Regions from separate parts of the Homo sapiens genome. Here region 1 is linked to region 2. The links are chromatin loops, found by intact Hi-C in ENCODE. Cell type or tissue: gastrocnemius medialis. All regions are shown on one strand. Each heading gives the region's core, and the rest is flanking DNA. Links, peaks and the distances in the headings are about the cores only.

The links. A loop is a pair of places that touch in the nucleus more often than their neighbours do. Peaks named below come from ENCODE experiments on the same cell type or tissue, not always from the same donor. Only the 100,000 strongest peaks of a DNase experiment are listed, where the experiment ranks them.
Region 1: a loop joins it to region 2, with 4 times the contacts of the local background. A loop is called at or near these places in 1 of 110 quality-filtered maps.

The regions. Positions count from the first base shown.
Region 1 is chr1:151,825,761-151,837,580 of GRCh38, reverse strand. RORC (RAR related orphan receptor C) reads left to right here and starts at 5,779. Exons shown (of 11, transcript NM_005060.4): 1 at 5,779-5,856; 2 at 8,123-8,152. The coding sequence starts at 5,817. RefSeq lists enhancers at 6,471-7,158, 7,845-8,530, 11,792-11,820. In gastrocnemius medialis, for the core only: a CTCF peak has its summit at 6,639 (motif pointing left); DNase peaks (open chromatin) are centred at 5,700, 6,700 and 8,540; H3K4me3 peaks cover 1,835 bases; H3K27ac peaks cover 4,000 bases.
Region 2 is chr1:151,009,638-151,017,505 of GRCh38, reverse strand. The region is part of intron 1 of PRUNE1 (prune exopolyphosphatase 1); the gene reads right to left. Among named protein-coding and RNA genes, the nearest start is that of PRUNE1, 5.1 kb to the right of the region's middle. In gastrocnemius medialis, for the core only: no CTCF peak of the experiment used is centred there; no DNase peak of the experiment used is centred there.

The DNA of each region.
Region 1 (11,820 bases), core at 4,801-8,800, 820 kb before region 2:
GTAGATCTGGGCCAAGTAGGTCCTAAGGTCCCCGGCCAACAAGGCCCCCGAACAATCAGGGAGCCCTGCAATCACTGAGTCACTCTGACAGAAACCAACACAAGCCACCTTCCACTTGAGGCTGCACAGAGGAAATTAACACTCCCTTCCTGTGCCCCTCTAAAACCCACATCTGTCCTGAAGACAGATGAAATTTCTGGCTCTTGAGAGTGAGTCAGGGGATGTCAGATGAACACAGAGTGCCCTTTAGTCTTCCTTCTTCCCTCTTGCCTCTTCCACACCTGTGCGTCCCTTGAGGGGTGGGGCAAGTCTGGAGCCAAGAACCAGAGAGGTGCTTGGGTACCAAATGAATGAGATATAATGTCCCAGGGATTGAAAGGGGGGAGGTGGGGTACTACCAAAGTGTGAGAACTGTTCTCAGGAATGCCAGAAGAGCCTCCTCCAGCCAGAAGGAGGTGGGGGTGGGGGGAGGTGGATAATTGTAGGTCACATTGTGTTTACCTCTACCTGAATGTCCCTGACGTCAGCAGTGACCTTCTTCTCTCTCCCTCCACCTTCCCAGGAGCCGGTTCCTCTGGACTCAGGCCAGGCTTGGAGGAGGGAGGGAGGAAGTGAGGTAGGCACTAGGCTAACCCAACTTCTTTCTCCCTCTCCCTTGGGCCCTTTCTCATTTTTCATGGTGCCAGCTGTGGCCTGCACCAGGGCTAAGCTTGCGGGATCTGACAAAACCTCAAAAGCCTCAGCACCTGGACACGTTAAATTCCAACACACACACACACACACACACACACACACACACACAGAGACACACACACAGAGACACACACACACACACACACACACACACACACACACACACGGCTTCATTCAGACAGCTCTCCAGTTCCTTCTCCCTTCCCTGATTGGGTCCGCACCACCCAGCCCTAGGCCAGAGAACTCTTGCTCCAGGTGTCCACCAGGTGGTGGCATTGACCAAACAATCCTAAGTGCTAACTACTACACATGGATTATAACCACATGAGGAACTGTTCCAACAATTAGTCAAGCCATTTATTCCTCCCAGCACCTTCTATTAGGGTGTAAATACTATTATTATCCAATGGGATCTTGGGCCTCGCATAGCTAGTAAAGGGAAGAACTAGGACTCACATAGCTAGTAAAGGGAAGAATTCAGGGAGTCTGGCTCCAGAGTGTGGACTCTTAATCACTTCAAGATAATACCCCCCACTGCCAGCTGCTGCCTCCCAATCAAGTCACTCTAAAAGGGGCCTCCTTCCCTAAGATGGTAGCTCTGCAAAGGTTTCGTACCCTGCCAGTTTAAAATCCCATGTTTGAATTCTGGGAAGTCTACCTATAGATTTAGGTCTACCCCTAGTACTGGATTTCTATTTCAGCCCCCAAATTCTCCCATAACAACCCTTGGTGAGAAACTGGATTTGATGCCCATTTGAAAGTATCTGGAAAGAAAGTTAGAGGCCGTAGAACCTTCATTCATGCATTCCTTCAACAAATACTTCGGGAAGGTCCATCAGGTGGCAGGCATTGGATACAGCAGTGATTAAACAGACATGGGGATCAGAAAAGTGATAAAATAAGCCATTAAAATGTAAAGAATGCTACTTGGTGATATGTTACAGAGAAAAATAAAGCAAGAAAGGGAATAGAAAAGAGGGGTCAGATAAAGAGAAGGGAAGATTATAGGGACAGAAAGAGGGAGGGAGGAGAGGAAACTTTTTTTTTTTAACCATAGTACTTTGGACCAGGTCCTGAACTTTATCTGTGTTATCTCAGTTGATCATCACAACCACTCAGTAGAGTAGATATTAGTATTCCTCTTTTTTGGGGTGGGGGGACGGAGTCTCACTCTGTTGCCCAGGCTGGAGTGCGGTGGTGCGATCTCGTCTCACTGCAATCTCCACCTCCCAGGTTCAAGTGATTCTCCTGCCTCAGCCTCCCGAGTAGCTGCCACTACAGGCGCGTGCCACCACACCCGCTGGTTTTTTGTATTTTTAGTAGAGACGGGGTTTCACCGTGTTAGCCAGGATGGTCTCGATCTCCTGATTTGGTCTCATGATCTCGGTCTCGGTCTCATGATCCACCCACCTCGGCCTCCCAAAGTGCTGGGATTACAGGCGTAAGCCACCGCGTCACAACCACTCAGGAGAGTAGGTATTATTATTCCCACTTTACAAAGAAAGAAATGGATCAGATAGATAGGTTAAGTAAGCTTGCCTGGGGAACAGCCCTGGCTGGAGGGAAAGGTTCTGACCTGACTCCACCCAGACACCCCCACTGCCACCCCAACTGCTTAGGGGAAGCTGTGAGGAAATCCAAGGCCACTCCTCCCAGGAGCAGTTCACTCAGCATTCACAGCCCTGAGGCTCTGTGATGGGGGCCCTAGCATTGCTGGAGGAACATCCTGGGTAGCTAAAGTACAGAAACATGGGAGTGAGGAGGTCCTAAGAAACCCTCCAGTGTGCAGATTGCTCTGGCCCCAAAGCACTTCTATAAACACTAGTCAGAGGCCAGGTGTGGTGGCTCATGACTGTAATCCTAACACTTTGATAAGTGGATAAATGTGGGAGGCTGAGGCGGGCAGATTACCTGAGCTCAGGAGTTTGAGACCAGCCTGGGCAACATGGTGAAACCCCATCTCTACAAAAAATGCAAAAATTAGTTGCATGTGGTGGCATGCACTTGTAGTCCCAACTACTTGGGGGGCTGAAGCAGGAGGACCTCTTGAACCCAGGAGGTCAAGCCTGCAGTAAGCTGAGATCACGCCACTGCACTCCAGCCTGGGTGACAAAGTGAGACCTTGTCTCAAAAACAAAACAAAACAAAAAAATCCACTAGTTAGGACAGGTATTATTGCCCCATTTTTACTGATGTGGTAGCTGAGGGCTGAGATTTCCCTCAGGGCCTACAGCTAGTAAATGGCAGACCACATTCTTATAAGTGATTCTGCCCCAGCATTTAAACCCTTCTTGCCACCTCCAAGCCTGTGTGACTATAAATGTTAATTGGTAGAGGAGAGGTACAAGCAGGGTCACTGTGGAAAGTTCAAGGCCAGGAGCTAGGGTCAAACTCCCACTGTTCCTCCACCCACAGTGGCCTTTGTGACAAGAAGGGGGAGGGGTGGGGACTGTGAGATCTGGAGGCTACCGAAGGTTACAGAGCCTGGGCTGTCCTTTTTCAACGGTTGAGGCACAACCCATCCCTGAGTCACTCCAGTGGGTTGAGGCGTCCCCAGGCATGGAACCCCCTAGAACCCAAAGAAAAGTGGTCCCTAATCACTGGATCAGGCATCCCAAGGAGAGGGCCCTCCAAGGATGGGGCTGGGGAAGTGTGTGCCACCGCAGACTACCCAGGCTCCACATATTTTCCACCTTGACCCCCAGGCCCTCCCTGAAAGGGCAGATTTGTGCTGAGCTTTAAGTGGTTTCTGTGGTTTAGGGTTGGGGAAGGAAGGAAAGAGATGCTGGGGACTGCTCCCCAGTTCCAAGCCACCACCACCACCTCCCATCCCTTCCAGAGTGTTTGCCCCCAGCATGGAGATTTCCCCAATAAGGGGACTGGGCACGTGGGGATGAAATGATTCTCTGATCCCTATCAGCCCCTTCCTTATATAAGATTGTATTTGAAGAGGAAATAACCACCGCCCTGCTTTGAAAGGACGATTCTTCCAGATAAGGGGCTGTGATTGCAGCAAGAGGGAGAAAGTTTAGACAAGAGGGGGAACTTCCCATAAGGATAACCAAGGGATCTTCTTGCCCTGGGGAGAAAAAAAACTCAAACTATCCATGCTTAGGGCAGGGGAGAGGTAGAGAATGCCTAGGAAGCATGTGACACTCCTAGGCCTAGAGGTCAGGATACTGTCTTCTAAATCTCCAGTCACTTCCTCCCCACCCTACATAGTAGCACAAAGTGGCACAACTGGGGAGTCAGCTGTGCCTGCAGTGTCTGGGGATGCTCTGTGTCCATCCGCAAGCATTCTACGTGACCTCCACTCTGTGCCTGCAATTGGTGGGTTGTAGAAGAGGTAGTCACGAAGGGCCCCTGGGAGACCCAGAGTCAAGAGGAAGAGAGGCCTAAAAAGGAGAAAAGATAGAGAGGGGACAGCTGGAGAAGAGCCACAGACAGGCAGGAGCCAGCAAAGAGAGACAGAGAGATGGGGGATAACTGAGGAGTTCTGGGGAGGAGGGGAGCAGAACGGCATCTCCCCTGCACTCCCACGCCCGGCATGTTGCTGGCTCCTCCTGTCAGCTGGAGGGTGCTGGGGGGGCGGGGGGGAAGGGAGCTGCAAAGCACTTTACCTCTCACTCCAAACCTGCCCAAGGTGCAGAGCCCCCAAACAGACCAACATCCTGTTCTGTGCAGAGATGCATACATGGATGCGTGGGCCCACATTTACCAAAAGAACACGGGGGATAATCAGAGCCTCAGAGGCATAGGCACATACCCTTAGACTCAGTGCAGAAGGTCCCCAAAACTTCCCCTCCTCTTTCTCACTACTCATCCACTGTCAATGACCCTAGGAGTTGAAAAGTCCTTCTCCACTTCTACCTTTATCTCTCAATCTGCAGCCATGGGGAGACTCTGGGAGCTACCTAAGAACAGAGGTGCTGATGGTAGCAGAGTGTGAAGCTCCAGGGTTGGGCAGGAGTGGAGGATGGCGAGACGAGACGGCAGAAGAGGGAAGGGACAGCTGCTTGCCCTCTCCATGCCAGGTGCCACGTGCACCAGGTGGGGGGGAGTGGGCGAGTCACGAGGCTGTGGCATGGCTGACTCCTGCTCTGCTGTTTACCAGCTGGGAACGAGAGCAGGAGGAGGTGCCAGGGAGCCTCTTGCTGCAGCCTGGCCCCTGGCCAGTTGCTTGTTGGGTAACCAGGAGAGTCAGGCCCAGCTAATCAAACTCTGGGCCCAGGCCATGCAGGAGAAAAGCAGCACCAGGATCCCCAGAAGCCTCGTCCTCTTGGCCCCCTTCAGAGCCTTCACTGCAGGCCTCAGTGTGGGCCACTAGGTCTGGGAGCCTCTCCTTCTCCCAATGAGTCCAGTGCAGCATCTCTCCTCTCCTCTTCCCCACCATGGCTTCTCTGCCTCCAGGCACTCCTCCAGGCCTGCCCCTTGCCCCAACAGATGAGGAGCACGTAGAAGCATCAGGGGGTCAGGGAGTCCTGGCAAGAGCAGCAAGGGTTAGGGGCAGGGGCCGAGCAGGCAGAGGCCTCAGGGAACTGAACAGTCACTGGGAGGAGTCTGACTGCATCCTAGAGAAGAGACACAGTCCCCCAAACCTGCCCTCTCCATCTCCCCTATGCCTGTCACCTGTCTTAGGTAGAAATCACAGGATTCTAAAGTCACAAAGACTTGGGTCCAAATCATAGCTCACCCATTTATTGTTCTTGTGTGAGTCCTTGGGCAAAATCATTAATATCTCTGAGAATCCCTCCACTCACTGATCAATCTGGAATAATAATGTTTCCCTGTGGTGGGTGCTGTGAATATTTACACAAAGTAAAAGCATGGATTTACATAAAGTGTCCTGCAAAGGGCCCAGCACACAGTAAGTGATTAATAAATGCTAGTTCCCTTCCTTTCTCCTGTCCTGTTTCTCCTCAAGGCTCCATGCACTGGTCCACTGGTCTCTCCTCATGTCCCCTCCTGGTGCCAGGACACTCTGCCAGCCACTCCTTTTCCCTGCCTGCTGGAGGGCCAGGTGCTCCCGCCTTCCACCCTCCGCCCTCCTCCCTCCCCTGGGCCCTGCTCCCTGCCCTCCTGGGCAGCCAGGGCAGCCAGGACGGCACCAAGGGAGCTGCCCCATGGACAGGGCCCCACAGAGACAGCACCGAGCCTCACGGGGTAAGAGGCCCATGGCCCTGCCTGCAGGTGGAAGAGACTGCTGGAGGTTCAGAGGAGGGCAGAAATGGCAAGAGACTGGGCAAGAAGTGAGGAGGGGAGGGAGGGACAAGAGTGCAGAGGAGAAAGCCCTGGGTTGGCAGGGAGTGAAACTGGAGGAGAAACAGGAGGAGGGGCTGGGGAGATGACAGAGGAGAAGAAATCGCAAAAGGAGAGAAACAGGAAAGAAAGGGAGAAGCGGGAGAAGGAAGAAACAGGTTGGAGGGTAGATGGGGAGGGAAGAGCCAAGTCAGGGGAGCCAGATCTAGACCCAGCGAGGGGTCAGAATGTGGACAGGCCCTCCCAGGTGTGGGCTTACCCCCCAGGAGGCACAGGGACACTGCTTCCTTGATCTGGCCAGGACCCCAGACAGCAGTGGCCGGGAGGCTGGCTGCTCCACCTTCTGTTCATTCACCAGTGGAGAAACCTGTCCTTTAAGGAGTGACAGACTTGGGGAGTGTGGCAGGGGGAACCACACCCTGTCAGCTGCCCATGACCACGTAGCCTGGTCCTTTCCTCGCCACTCACCCAGGGATGTGGGATTTCATCTCTGCAGAGAATGTGGGGCACTGGGCCATCAGCAGGGAAGGACAGAATGTCAGGCCGTCCTTGGCCCCACCCATGGTCCAAGTCAGGAACCCCCTCAGAGCAGGATCGCAGGGCCACAGGCTTGGTCAGCTGTGAGCATGGAGGAGGAAAGTTTGAGGGCCAGAGCCACCAAGCTCCAGGGCCACCTGGTGGAGGAAGAACTGGCTGCCTGGGTGAGCAAGGGGAGCACCCCCACCACAGGACTGCTCTGAGGTGCAAGGCTAGAGGCCAGGAGCCGGTGCCACGTCAGGGAGGAAGCTGGGTGGGGCCAGGCAGGAGCAAGGGGAGGTGGGCGGGGCTGGGTGGGGCCTTGCCACCTCGGGGCAGTCTTTTCTCCTCCCTCACCCCAGCAGAGCCCAGGCCATCAGGCCACTCGCCTCCACACAGCCTAGTGACCACGGCCTGCCAGTGGGGAGCATCTCCCGGGCAGAAGGGCACTGTGTGTGTGTGTGTGTGTGTGTGTGTGTGTGTGTGTGTGTATGTCAGGTGTCAAGACTGAACAGCAGAAGGAAAAAAATAACAGAATAGAGTCAGAGGTTAGGGAAGCTATAGGGGGTATAGGGCATGGTTGAAGGGCTTTCTGAGACAAAAGACTGGCCATGTGTTCTGTGATGAGCTGCTATGTGGATGTAGGAAATGGGCCAAGGTCTGGCAGGGGAATCCTCTTTCCAGGGGCTCCCTGGCTAGGTGTTTCATAGATGTTAACTGCATGAATGGGTGACACCCCCCCACCCACCAACCATGCTCCAGCTAAGGCCCTCCCCTCAACGGCTGCTCCCCCTGGAGGTCCGAGTATCCATGTGACCCCCATCGACCCACTCATGCTCCCTACTGCCCAATCTCCACCCAGACCCGGCCACGCAGCAGCAGCAGAGAAGGGAGGCCTTCCTCTTCAGGCTGGTAGGCCAGGGAAGCCTGGCCCGTGGAAGCCAGAGAGGGGTCTGTATTTGCAACTCTCCCCTCCTCTTCCTCCAAACATCCTCTCCCCCTACTCCCAACCCCCACATCTCTGAAGCCCTGGTGTTTTCAGGCATAGATAAGCAACCAAGAGATTTCAGTCCCACAGAGATTTAACTCTGGCTGTAGGATATTTCTTGTGCACCTCCAATGAAATTACAAAGTAAATAAGACCAACACAGTCCCTGCCTTCACAGGGCTTTACAATTTGGCAGGAAAGACCCATTTCATAGACAATGACACAATTACAGCAGTTAGGTGACAGTTGGTGACATGGTGAGTGCCAGGAAATAAAATGCAAGGAGCTAAATGTGTCAGCACAAGGGCAGGGGAAGGGGGTGTGTGTGGCTTCTCCAAGGAAGAAACATAATCAGAGACCTGAGGGAGAAAGAGAAGTTGGCTAGATTAAGGGGTACAGGAGGGACAGGCATTCTAGGCAAAGGAGCAGCTTGGGGGAGTCCCAGAGGCAGTGAGGAGCCTGACACTTCTGGGTACCTGGAAGAGGGCCAGTGTGGCCCAAGGGCAGAGGAGGAGAGAGGGGCACTGCAGGGGGTGGCCTGCCTGCCCTTCAGACGCCAGGCTCTGAGGGAAGGAGTGCGGCAGTGGGATCCTAGGAGTGGGGAAAGTGTCTCAGCCCCTCATGATCTTCAACCTTTGACGTCAACCCCCTCTCTTGTCTTTACAGAGCTGCTGGCTGCAAAGAAGACCCACACCTGTGAGTAGGGGGTCCGGGGCAAGAAAATGGCTGGGGCATAATGAGATGGAGAATAATTCAGCAAGTGATCTGTGGGGGGACTGAGGTTGGACAGAGGTGGAGGAGTCAGGAAGAGATGGCAGGCAACAGGAAAGCAAGGGGAGGTGCGAGGAAACCACAGATCAGGGCAGTGGGAGGAGATGAGGAAGAAGCCTGAAGCATGAAAGGAAACACTGTAAAGAAACCAGGAGAGAACAAAGGAAAAGGGAACCGCCTTGTGAAAAAAGGCGAGGAGAAATGCTGGACAGAGGCAGGGAGATGGGAGGGGGTGGGGCCGACTGCCAGGCCGGGGAAGGAAGGAGATAGAGGTAGGGGGGTGTGCGGAGGCGGGGTGGCCTCAGGAACTCAGGAACTCAGCGCTGCTGCCAAGGGAGACAGGGAGCCTGCACCAGGCTTTTTTTTTTTTTTTTTGAGACAGAGTCTCACACTGTCGCCTGGGCGGGAGTACGATGGCACAATCTCGGCTCACTGCAACCTCCACCTCCCAGGTTCAAGCGATTCTCCTGCCTCAGCCTCTCGAGTAGCTGGGACTACAGGCACCCACCACCACGCCTGGCTAATTTTTGTATTTTTAGTAGAGACGGGGTTTCACCATGTTGGTCAGGCTGGTCTCAGACTCTTGACCTTGTGATCCACCCCTCTCGGCCTCCCAAAGTGCTGAGATTACAGGCATGGGCCACTGTGCCCAGCCTGCACCAAGCTCTGTGGTCCTGAGCCAGGTTTGGTGTTCATCTCTGTGGTTAACACATCCTGAGGTGTGAACAAGCCTGGAGCCAGCCTGTGCAGGACTAGAGAGCAGGAGAGCTTTATCTCTGTAGGAAACAGAATGGACAGGGGCACTCTGTGTCCTGGGGCCCTGAAAGCCAGACTACAGCAGGTAAGAAGGGCACTAGAGCTCAGAGAGGACTTCCCAGTGGACGCTAGTGAATAAGAATCCTCTCTAGGGACCACTCAGCACATCAGCTCTCCTCTCCTAGTTTGTGGCAAAGGCTAGTCCCCCAGAGAATGCACACAGTCCCAAAGCTATGCCCATCAGGGCCATGCGTGCCCTTCTGTGAGCATGGGTCCCTGAATCGAGAGGATCCCTCCAGGGTAGGAGTGGCCACACCATTTCTCCATAGCCGTCCCTTGACTGCCTTGCCAGTTCCTCCTGAGAGCTCACTGCCATCTCGCCCAATGCCAAAATTGTCTAGAGCCTCCCTGTTCCAAGTAGAGACATCTCAGAGAGCAAAGCATTGCCCTTCTCCATGAGCTGGGCAGCCCAGGGCTGAGGGCCATCCAGGATGCTACCTCCTCCTGGGTGGGGGTTGCTTTGCTCAGCATAATCCTGATCAGTGTCTCGCCTGCCCCTAGCCACAGGGCCCCACGGAAATGCTGAGCAGGGCCCCGGGAGGAAAGCGGGTCAGGGAGTGACGCGGGTGAGCTGGGGGAGGGGGGTCACGGACCTTATGTGGGTGGGGGGAGTAGGGGGACTTTCGGAGCAGCAGGAACTGGGAGAGGTCAAACCCTATTCCTACCCTTAACCCCTGACCTCAGAAACCTCAGCCAGGACTATACCTCCTTATCCCTTTCCCATCCCACCAGTCCTCGTGTCCCCACCCCAAGAGTGTTGTCCTGAGGATCCAGGCTGACAGCCTCTCCCCCACTCCACGGCCCAGCTCCTGAAGCCCCAGGAAGGCCCAGGAAGGCAAGGAAAGGCCTGTGCCTGGATGAGAGGGTCTGGAGTCCCAGCAAGATCAGACACCTCTCAGGAGTTTGCCCCACAGAATCCAGGAGACATTAAGGCCTCCCCCAGGCCGAGAGACTCTGAAAATTGGCTCCTGAATTGAGACAACCCCAAGATGGGGGTCCAAGATGGGGAACCCGGGGGAACTCCCCAGACCAAGAGGGAGCCTGAATACTGAGGGGCCCTGAAGAGGGACTCTCAAAGCCAATGTACCCCACAAAGCACCTAAGAGGCTGAGAAGGTCTCTGGAATTGTTTGGCCCCTGAGAAGGACCCCCCTCCCCCAGGCCAAAAAACACTCCAGAGAGACTCACATACCGAGGGACCTCCCAGGCTGAGACACCCTCAAAAGCAGACTTGAACCAGAGAAACCCTCCCATCCTTCAAGTGGGATCCGAAGCCAGTCTGCCTGGGCTTGAATCCTGACTCTGCCACTTACTAGCTGTGTAACCTTGGGCAAGTTACTTAACCTCTCTGTGTCTCACTTTCCTCCTCGAAATGAGGATAATGGTAGCTACTTCATAAAGTTTTTTTATTTTTTCTTTTTGAGACAGAGTCTTACTCAGTTGCTCAGGCTGTAGTGCAGTGGCATTATCTCAGCTCACTGCAAACTCCGCCTCCCGGGTTCAAGCGATTCTCCTGCCTCAGCCCCCTGAGTAGCTGGGACTACAGGTGCTCGCCACCATGCCTGGCTAATTTTTGTATTTTTAGTAGAGATGGGGTTTCACCATGTTGGCCAGGCCGGTCTCGAACTCCTAACCTCAGGTGATCCACCCACCTTGGGCTCCCAAAGTGCTGGGATTACAGGCGTGAGCCACTGCCCCCGGCCCACATAAAGTATTTTGTGAGGATTAGATTATCCACATAAAACATCGAGAACCATTTCTGACACATAATAGTAAGCACTATTATTATGATTATGAGTATGATGATGGTGATGATGATCATTATCTACACTCCAATTTCAGCAGTTTGGCTCCTAAGGAAATTTCTGGTTTCCTTCTGTGGATTGTGGGTATTTGCCTGGTGATTATTACTGCTTCTATCATTTCCATGTATTCCCTAGCGCAAGATATATGTGGTGTCTGCAGGGAGGAGCGTGGGCATGGGAGTGGTGGGACAGCCCCCCAGGCTGCACCACACTGGGTATGGCTGTTGGCAGTCCACAGGGTGTCAGGTGGCACATGCCACCACCCCAGGCAGACATCCTGTGACTTACCTCTGAAAACATCCCTGTCCCTGAAGTCACCTGGCAAAGAGGGTCAGGCTTGGAAGGTCCTCGGGGGTAGGAGGAGTAGAAATTTGGCTTCAGGCTCGTGTGAGCTCCATTCTGGCTCCCCAGCCAGAACTACCCTGGCGGGTGGAAACAGCTTTTACCGCGTGTGGCTGTCGCATGTGGTTTTGGAATTTTCCAACGCCCCCTACGATTGGCTGCCCCTCCCCTCACACCCTGCCCCAGGCCCAGATTGGCCACGTGGGGCGCCTGTCATCCTACTCACTGCACCCCTTGGGGGTGGGGTGGGGGGTTGTCACTTGGCCACCTGTGTGGTGCAGAGCTTAAACCCCCCAGTCCAGAAGCACTGGGGGAGAGAGCTAGGTGCAGAGCTTCAGGCTGAGGCGCTGCTGAGAGGGCCTCGCCCCGCCTCTGCCGCCAGCTGCACCCCACTCCTGGACCACCCCCTGCTGAGAAGGACAGGGAGCCAAGGCCGGCAGAGCCAAGGCTCAGTCATGAGAAGTAAGTGAATGGGGCCACCTGGGGGCGGGGGAGCCTGGACCCTGTCGTCACCCCTCTGGAAAGGAGGATGTCTTGGGAACAGTGTGAGCAAATCTGAGCAAAGCAGGGTGCGTCCTGGTCAAGGTCAAGATCTGTTGGGAGATGGGTGGAGCAGCTGGGGAGTCCTGCT
Region 2 (7,868 bases), core at 218-4,217:
GCTGGGATAACAGGTATGAGCCACTGTGCCTGGCCTCTCCATCTACCTTATACTCATGTAGGGCTTCACACACTTCCTCTCATTGATCTTCACAGAGGAGGTAGGTCAAATAATCTAATGGGTCCTCATTCCATAGATGGCATAAGTGTTTCAGCTAAGCTTATAGCATTCTACCTATATCCAGTTTGTAGAAAAGTGTTCTTTCCTCCTATCTCCTTCAATGTTAACTTATAGAGCAGTAAATAAACTTCGGATTTCTTATCTTCTTTGGGCACTCAAACAGTCAAAAAAGGGAATTTGGGGTAGCTGATACATTCAAGGCATGCTCTTGGGCATATCAACCCTGGTTGATTATTTTCTTCCCATTTTCATAATAGGTAAAAGAATGCTTATACTTTTTTTTTTTTTTTTTTGAGATGGAGTTTTGACCAGATTCTCATGCCTCAGCCTCACAAGTAGCTGGGATTACAGGAATGCGCCACCACACCTAGCTAATTTTGTATTTTTAGTAGAGATGGGGTTTCTCCATGTTGGTCAGGCTGGTCTCGAACTCCCGACCTCAGGTGATCCGCCCGCCTTGGCCTCCCAAAGTGCTGGGATTACAGGCGTGAGCCACCGTGCTCGGCCGAATGCTTACACTTCTAAATCATGATTGCAGGTGAAGAGGCTTTGAGAATAAAGGTTAAAAGTAAGATCTAGTCCAGGGCTGGGCGTGGTGGCTGGCGCCTGTAATCCCAACACTTTGAGAGGCTGAGGCGGGCGGATCACCTAAGGTTAGGAGTTTGAGACCAACCTAACCAATATGATGAAACCCCATCTCTACTAAAAATACAAAAATTAGCCAGGCATGGTGGTATGCGCCTGTAATCCCAGCTACTCAGGAGGCTGAGACAGGAGAATTGCTTCAACCCGGCAGACGGAGGTTGCAGTGAGCCGAGATTGCGCCTTTGCACTCCAGCCTGGGCAACAAGAGCGAAACTCCATCTCAAATAAATAAATAAAATAAAATATACTAAAACTGGAGTGCCCAAAATCGGGGTGACAGGGTCTTGGGTTTTGTTTGGTTTTAAGCATTTATTGAATGTGCCAGGCATTATTCTCATATTTTTTCATGCATTAATCAATCATTTAATCTTTAACCCAATGAGGCAGGTACTTATATCATTTCATTCCAGGTATAAGCATTCTGCTGGGTGGAATGAGACCAGAAAGCCTATGGCCCAGCATATGGCACAATACTTCTGTCTTACCTGCTTACTTTTTTTTTTTGAGACAGGGTCTTACTTTGTTGCCCAGGCTGGAGTGCAGTGTCACTATCTTGGCTCACGGCAACCTCCACCTCCTGGGTTCAAGCAATTCTCCTGCACCATCCTCCTGAGTACCTGGGACTATAGGCATGCGCCATGATGCCCGGCTAATTCTTGTATTTTTGGTAGAGATGGGGTTTTGCCATGTTGGCCAGGCTGGTCGTGAACTCCTGACCTCCAGTGATCCGCCCACCTCAGCCTCCCAAAATGTTGGTGTGAGCCACCATGCCCAGCCCACCAGTTTACTTTTGAACTTCTATCTCAGCCTGGTTCTGAGAGAGGATGGGATGAGACAGACAAAATGAGACACACTAAATATAGCAGGGTTTCTCAATTTCAGCATGACTGGTATTTTGGACTAGATAATTCTTTTTCTTTTTTTAACTTTTACTTTTTGAGACAGGGTCTCACTCTGTAACCCAGGCTGGAGTGCATGGCGCAATCACGGCTCACTGCAGACTCCACCTCCCAGACTCAGGTGATCCTCCCATCTCAGCCTCCTGAGTAGCTGGGACTACAGGCACCCGCCACCATGCCCGACTAATTTTTTTTTTTTTTTTTTTTTGAGATGGAGTCTCACTCTGTCGCCCAGGCTGTAGTACAGTGGTGTGATCTCGGCTCACTGTAACCTCCACCTCCTGGGTTCAAGAGATTCTCTTGCCTCAGCCTCCTGAGTAGCTGGGATTACAGGCACATGCCACCATGCTCGGCTAATTTTTGTATTTTTAGTAGAGACGGGGTTTCACCATGTTGGTCAGGCTGGTCTTGAACTCCTGACCTCGTGATCCGCCCGCCTCAGACTCCCAAAGTGCTGGGATTACAGGCATGAGCCACCGTGCCCGGCCCTTGTTTTTTTTTTTTTTTTTCAGATGGAGTCTCACTCTGTCGCCCAGGCTGGAGTGCAGTGGTGCAATCTGGGCTCACTGCAACCTCTGCCTCCTGGGTTCAAGTGATTCTCCCCCTTCAGCCTCCCGAGTAGCTGTAGTAGACTACAGGCGTGCGCCACCACACCCAGCTAATTTTTGTATTTTTTAGTAGAGACAGGGTTTCACCATGTTGGCCAGGCTGGTCTTGAACTCCTGACCTCAGGTGATCCGCCCGCCTCAGCTTCCCCAAGTGTTGGGATTACAGGCGTGAGCCACCACGCCCAGCCAAATTTTTGCATTTTTTGTAGAGATGGGGTTTTACCATGTTGCCCATGCTGATCTCGAACTCCTGGGCTCAAGTGATACAGCTGCCTCGGCCTCCCAAAATGCTTGGATTACAGGCATGAGCCACCATGCCCAGCCGGATAATTCTTTTTTTGTGGAGGCTGTCCTGTGCATTATAGGATATTTGGCAGGATCCCTAGCCTCTACCCACATGGATGCCAGTAGCACCCTAAGTCGTGACAAACAAAAATGTCTCCAGACTTGCTGAATGTTCCCTGGGGGGCAAAACTGCCCCCAGTTGAGAACTACTGGGTTACAAGAAGGTGAAAATCCATATAGTCTGACTTCTTCAATCAGGGAAGATTTGCTAGACTCAAGAGTTTAGCAAAGTGGGAAGGTTCAGAGGAGTAACACATAGCAAAGAATAGTTATCAACTAATGTAACTTTAAGAAAAAAAGGGAATCTAGGGAAACCTAGAATCATCTTCCCTATACAGGCTATCACTCTTCTCTTCCCCCACTGGAAAGCCACAGCTCAAAAAGGGCAATTTTAGAAGACTTCTGGTGGTATCAATTGCCCCATCCAGTTACGAGATAGGTTTTTGTTTTTAAACCACCCTCGTCGCCATCTCCTACTCCCATCCCTGGAGAGAAATACAGAAGACAGAGGTTATCTGTCCGGGTTCTGCCCAAAGGGCCCCTAAAGAAGTTTGCCCTGAGGTCCTCCCCATGCCTATTTCTCTAAGTCTACTTCAAGAGTTTGGAAGCAGGCCGGGCGCGGTGGCTTACGCCTGTAATCCCAGCACTTTGGGAGGCCGAGGCGGACAGATTACAAGGTCAGGAGATCGAGACTATCCTGGCTAACCTGGTGAAACCCCGTCTCTACTAAAAATACAAAAAATTAGCCAGGCGTGGTGGCGGGTGCCTGTAGTCCCAGCTACTCGGGAGGCTGAGGCAGGAGAATCTTTTGCACCCGGGAGGCGGAGGTTGCAGTGAGCCAAGATCGTGCCACTGCACTCCAGCCTGGGTGACCGAGCGAGACTCTGTCTCAAAAAAAAAAAAAAGTGTGGAAGCAAAGGCCCATTCATACTGAACAGCACTGGGGTAGGGGGATTCTTTACTTTTTTCCAAAGCAGTAAGAATTCTACCCAATACCCCAGTCCTATAGTAACTCCTCTGACTTGTAATTCCTCCTCCTGATACCAGAGACCTCTGTTTCCTGGAGACCAAGAACTGCCCAAATGGCTGTGGACCAAAGTGACAGCAAAGCACTTGAGATAAGAGGCTGCAGAAATAACTTGCTCACTGAAGCAGTTAGGGGGAGCGAGTGTTCTCTAGAGAGGAAACTATATAAACATGAGGCATATGGCCCTGACTGGAGGAAAAACATAAGAGCAGTGGAGAAAAGGCAGAGCAAGCAGGAGAGACCTACTGCAGGGTCCAAAGAGATGCTGGAGAACCTTTCCACGCTTATTTACATCAGTGTTGCTTCACTGCAAGCAGCAGCTGAATCAGGTTCAGTTAGATCCTTACCATGAAGAGAATGCTAAGCAGAAAAGCACAAAGTAGGGACCAAATACAGTGGTATGGTTCTGAAGTCAGGAGAAACCATCTACAGAGGAAGGTGAACAATGAACCCCTTGCGCTCAGCCAAACCTAGACAGTAACCAAAAGGAATGAATACAAAAGGAATACTTTGGGACTTGTAGCAAATCTTGGAACTGGAGTGACCAAGGGAGGCAGCAGCATTCCTCTCCCCTGTCAACACCCACTGTCACCCCGGCCTGACTGGACTATTCACCACCCGCAAACCATGATGTGCACATTCCCAGCTCTGCCCTTTGCACTATTTGTTCTCTGTTTGAATGCAGAACTACTATTTGAAAAGATCACAGACTTTGGGGTTGAATTCCAGCTCTGCTTCTTACTTGTTGCAGGACTTTGGACCCTCTAAGCCTCATTTTCCTCATATAAAAATGAGAATAGGCCGAGCGCGGTGGCTCACACCTATGATCCCAGCACTTTGGGAGGCCAAGGTGGGCGAATCACCTCAGGTCAGGGGTTCGAGACCAGCCTGGCAAGCATGGTGAAACTAAAAAGCACAAAAATTAGCCGGGTGTGGTGGCAGGTGCCTGTAATCTCAGCTACTCCAGAGGCTGAGGCAGGGAGAATTGCTTGAACCCGGGAGGCGGAGGTTGCAGTGAGCCGAGATCCCACCATTGCACTCCAGCCTGGGTGACAGTGTGAGACTCCATCTCAAAAAAACAAACAAAAAAAATGAGAATAATATCGTAACCAATTTCATGATGTTGTTAGGAGGATTAAATGAGATAGTACCATAAGTGCCTACGCTGTAAATAGTAAAGATGTGATCTCCCATCTTCTTTCTTTACTTCTCCCCGTTGTTCAAGTCTACCTAATGTCTTTCTCTGTGAAGCCTTCCTGAACACCCAGCCCAGAGAAATCCTCTTCCTCTAAACCTCCAGCTTCTAGCACTTGTGGCTCTGAGACAGACCTTAACTTCTATCTTAAGGAGCTCCCTGTCTTTTCATGGTCATGTATCCCTGATCCTTAACATGGCTTATGTGGTGGGTGACTATATATTTGATTGTTCAAACTGGGACGCTTATGAGAATGAAAAGGGGTGCTATTAATGATTACACAGGGGAAAACCAAGACTGCCCTGGGCAAACCGTGTGTGGGGCTGCCCAACTTATAAGACATCATTCTCTTCTTTATTTAAGAAAAACATGTGTAACCCCTAATTCCAAGCCCATCCTCCACCAGCTGAAAGCACAAGCCAAACAGCCTCAGTTTTCTGACCATCAGAGAAAGAGTTCAGGGAAAATACAGCTATACTTAGCAGCATGAGGAAATCTAAGCTGCCAATGGAAAAAATACAATCTGAGGGCCACAAGTAAATAAATACAAACTTTTTTTCTTTTTTCTTTTTTTTAAAGACCCACTAGTTGGCCAGGCACGGTGGCTCACGCCTGTAATCCCAGCACTTTGGGAGGCCGAGGTGGGCCGACCACGAGGTCAAGAGATTGAGACCATCCTGGCCAACATGGTGAAACCCCGTTTCTACTAAAAATACAAAAATTAGCTGGGCATGGTGGCACATGCCTGTAGTCCCAGCTACTCGGGAGGCTGAGGCAGGAAAATCACTTGAACCTGGCAGGCGGAGGTTGCAGTGAGCCGAGATCATGCAACTGTACTCCAGCCTGGTGACAGAGCGAGACTTTGTCTCAAAAAAAAAAAAAATTAATTAATTAAAATAAATAAATGAATAAACACCCACTAGTTGAAATGACTCTCTTATCCTGATATGTTCTTTGTGGCCTCAAGAGGAGGGGGCAGGGAGGGGATTCTAGGCCTGGCAAAGTAAACCACTTCCCTTCTAAAGCTGAATATGGTATGATAACTACTCTTCAGAATAGTTAATGGGGGAGAAAAATAAACGAGACAGAAAGCCAGAGAGAGACAAACCCTCTCAGCAGAGAAAACAGGAACAATACTGATGCCAGGACTGCAAATTTCTAAGGAGAGCCAGCTCCTGATTCCTGCCTCATGCCTGAGAACTGCACACACTACATTATCCAAGGGGTCCTGGATGAACACCTAAACTGCAATGCAGCCCCACCCTGAAGCAAAGATTTCTCCCCTCAGAAGTGAAAGATGAGTCACCATAAATAGGACATTTGGTTAAATGATTTTTTTTTAATGGAACATCCTATTGTCTCTGTGGCAGAGGCTATAGAAAATTTCTGTGGTATCAAATACTAAAAATATGGTAGCAACGGGAGACTTGGCTGGATTACCAGCTGTCTTTATCCTGCACAAAGAGGAGCATTCATGATTTTCTGAAAGTTATAATTAAACTGTAGTTTAACAGAAACATTCAAACTTAAGAGTGTATCTGTCTAAATCACCTCTCTCTCTTTACACAAGAAACTTAACGGTGTCCTCTGGAGAACTGGATGGAGAGGAGAAAAGAAAAATGATCTTTATCTTTTTCATTTCATATCCCTTTGGTATTTAAATTTGTTCATGAAATACACATTTACTACTTCTATAATTTAAAGCAATCTAGGCTGGGTGTGGTGGCTCATGCCTATAATCCCAGCACTTTGGGAGACCAAGGCAGGCATATCACTTGAGGTCAGGAGTTCAAGACCAGCCTGTCCAACATGGTGACACCCTGTCTCTACTAAAAATACAAAACTTAGCCAGGCATAGTGGCGCACACTTGTAATCCCAGCTACTCAGGAGGCTGAGGCAGAAGAATCGCTTGAATTCGGGAAGTGGAGGTTGCAGTGAGCCTACTCCAGCCTGGGCGACAGAGTGAGTCTATCTCAAAAAAAAAAAAAAAAAAATTAAAGCAATTTAAATTGTTGGCATCTACCAGTATGTCTTGCCATCAGTTCCCCTGTTAACCTTCCTAGAGTCTAATTTTCTCATTTCTCCAGGCCCTGGAGAGGCTATGTGATGATGCAAGCTCTAAGACACAATCTCACCTTTCACAAGTTCACAAGTTTGAAAGGAAGATCTAGATCTTGCTCCTTGGGGGATGAATGCAGGGAGAGAAAGGTCGAGATGCCAGCAGTATTGGAAAAATCAAGTATTTTTCCAGCTTCATATTGCTGTAGAGAATATACTATTCGGGCTGGGTACAGTGGCTAACACCTGTAATTCCAACACCTTGGGAAGCCAAGCCAGGGGGATTGTTTGAGTCCAGGAGTTTGAAACCAGATTGGGCAGCATGGCGAGACCCTGTCTCTATAAAAATACAAAAAATTAGCCCTGCGTGGTGGCACTGCCTATAGTCGCAGCTTTTTCGGGAGGCTGAGGTGGGAGGATCACTTGAGCCGGGGAGGTGATCACACCATTGCACTCCAGCCAGGGCAACAGAGTGAGACCCTGGCTGAAAATAAATAAACAAATACAAAATAAAAATAGAGAATATACTACTAACCTGGGGGTCGGGGGAGGCTCTGGAGGATATATGCTGGAGAGTAGATGCATGCAAAGAAATACTATTTGGTGAGGTTTCAGGTCCAAGGGCACTTTACCAAATGGTGGAAGAGACCAGTCATTTGGGTTACTGGGGGGTAAAATCCAACTGTTTAGCACTTAGAACGGTGCCCCAAAAACTCTACATTAGTCCTCCAATAAGCGCCCTGTGGTGGACTCAGAGGTAACAAAAAGGGATTGGTTCCAAATGGCCTTATGCATTGAAATAACTCCCCAAATTTGTTTTTCACAAGGAAAATGTCTATGTAATTGGTGTTAAAATGGACCTTCTCCCCAATTCAATATGAAGACAATTCATTTATTCCAGCAGCTGAGTCTGCAGCAGGAATTAGTGACTTTCAGGATTTGTTAAAGACCAGAATCTGTCCCTCAGGGG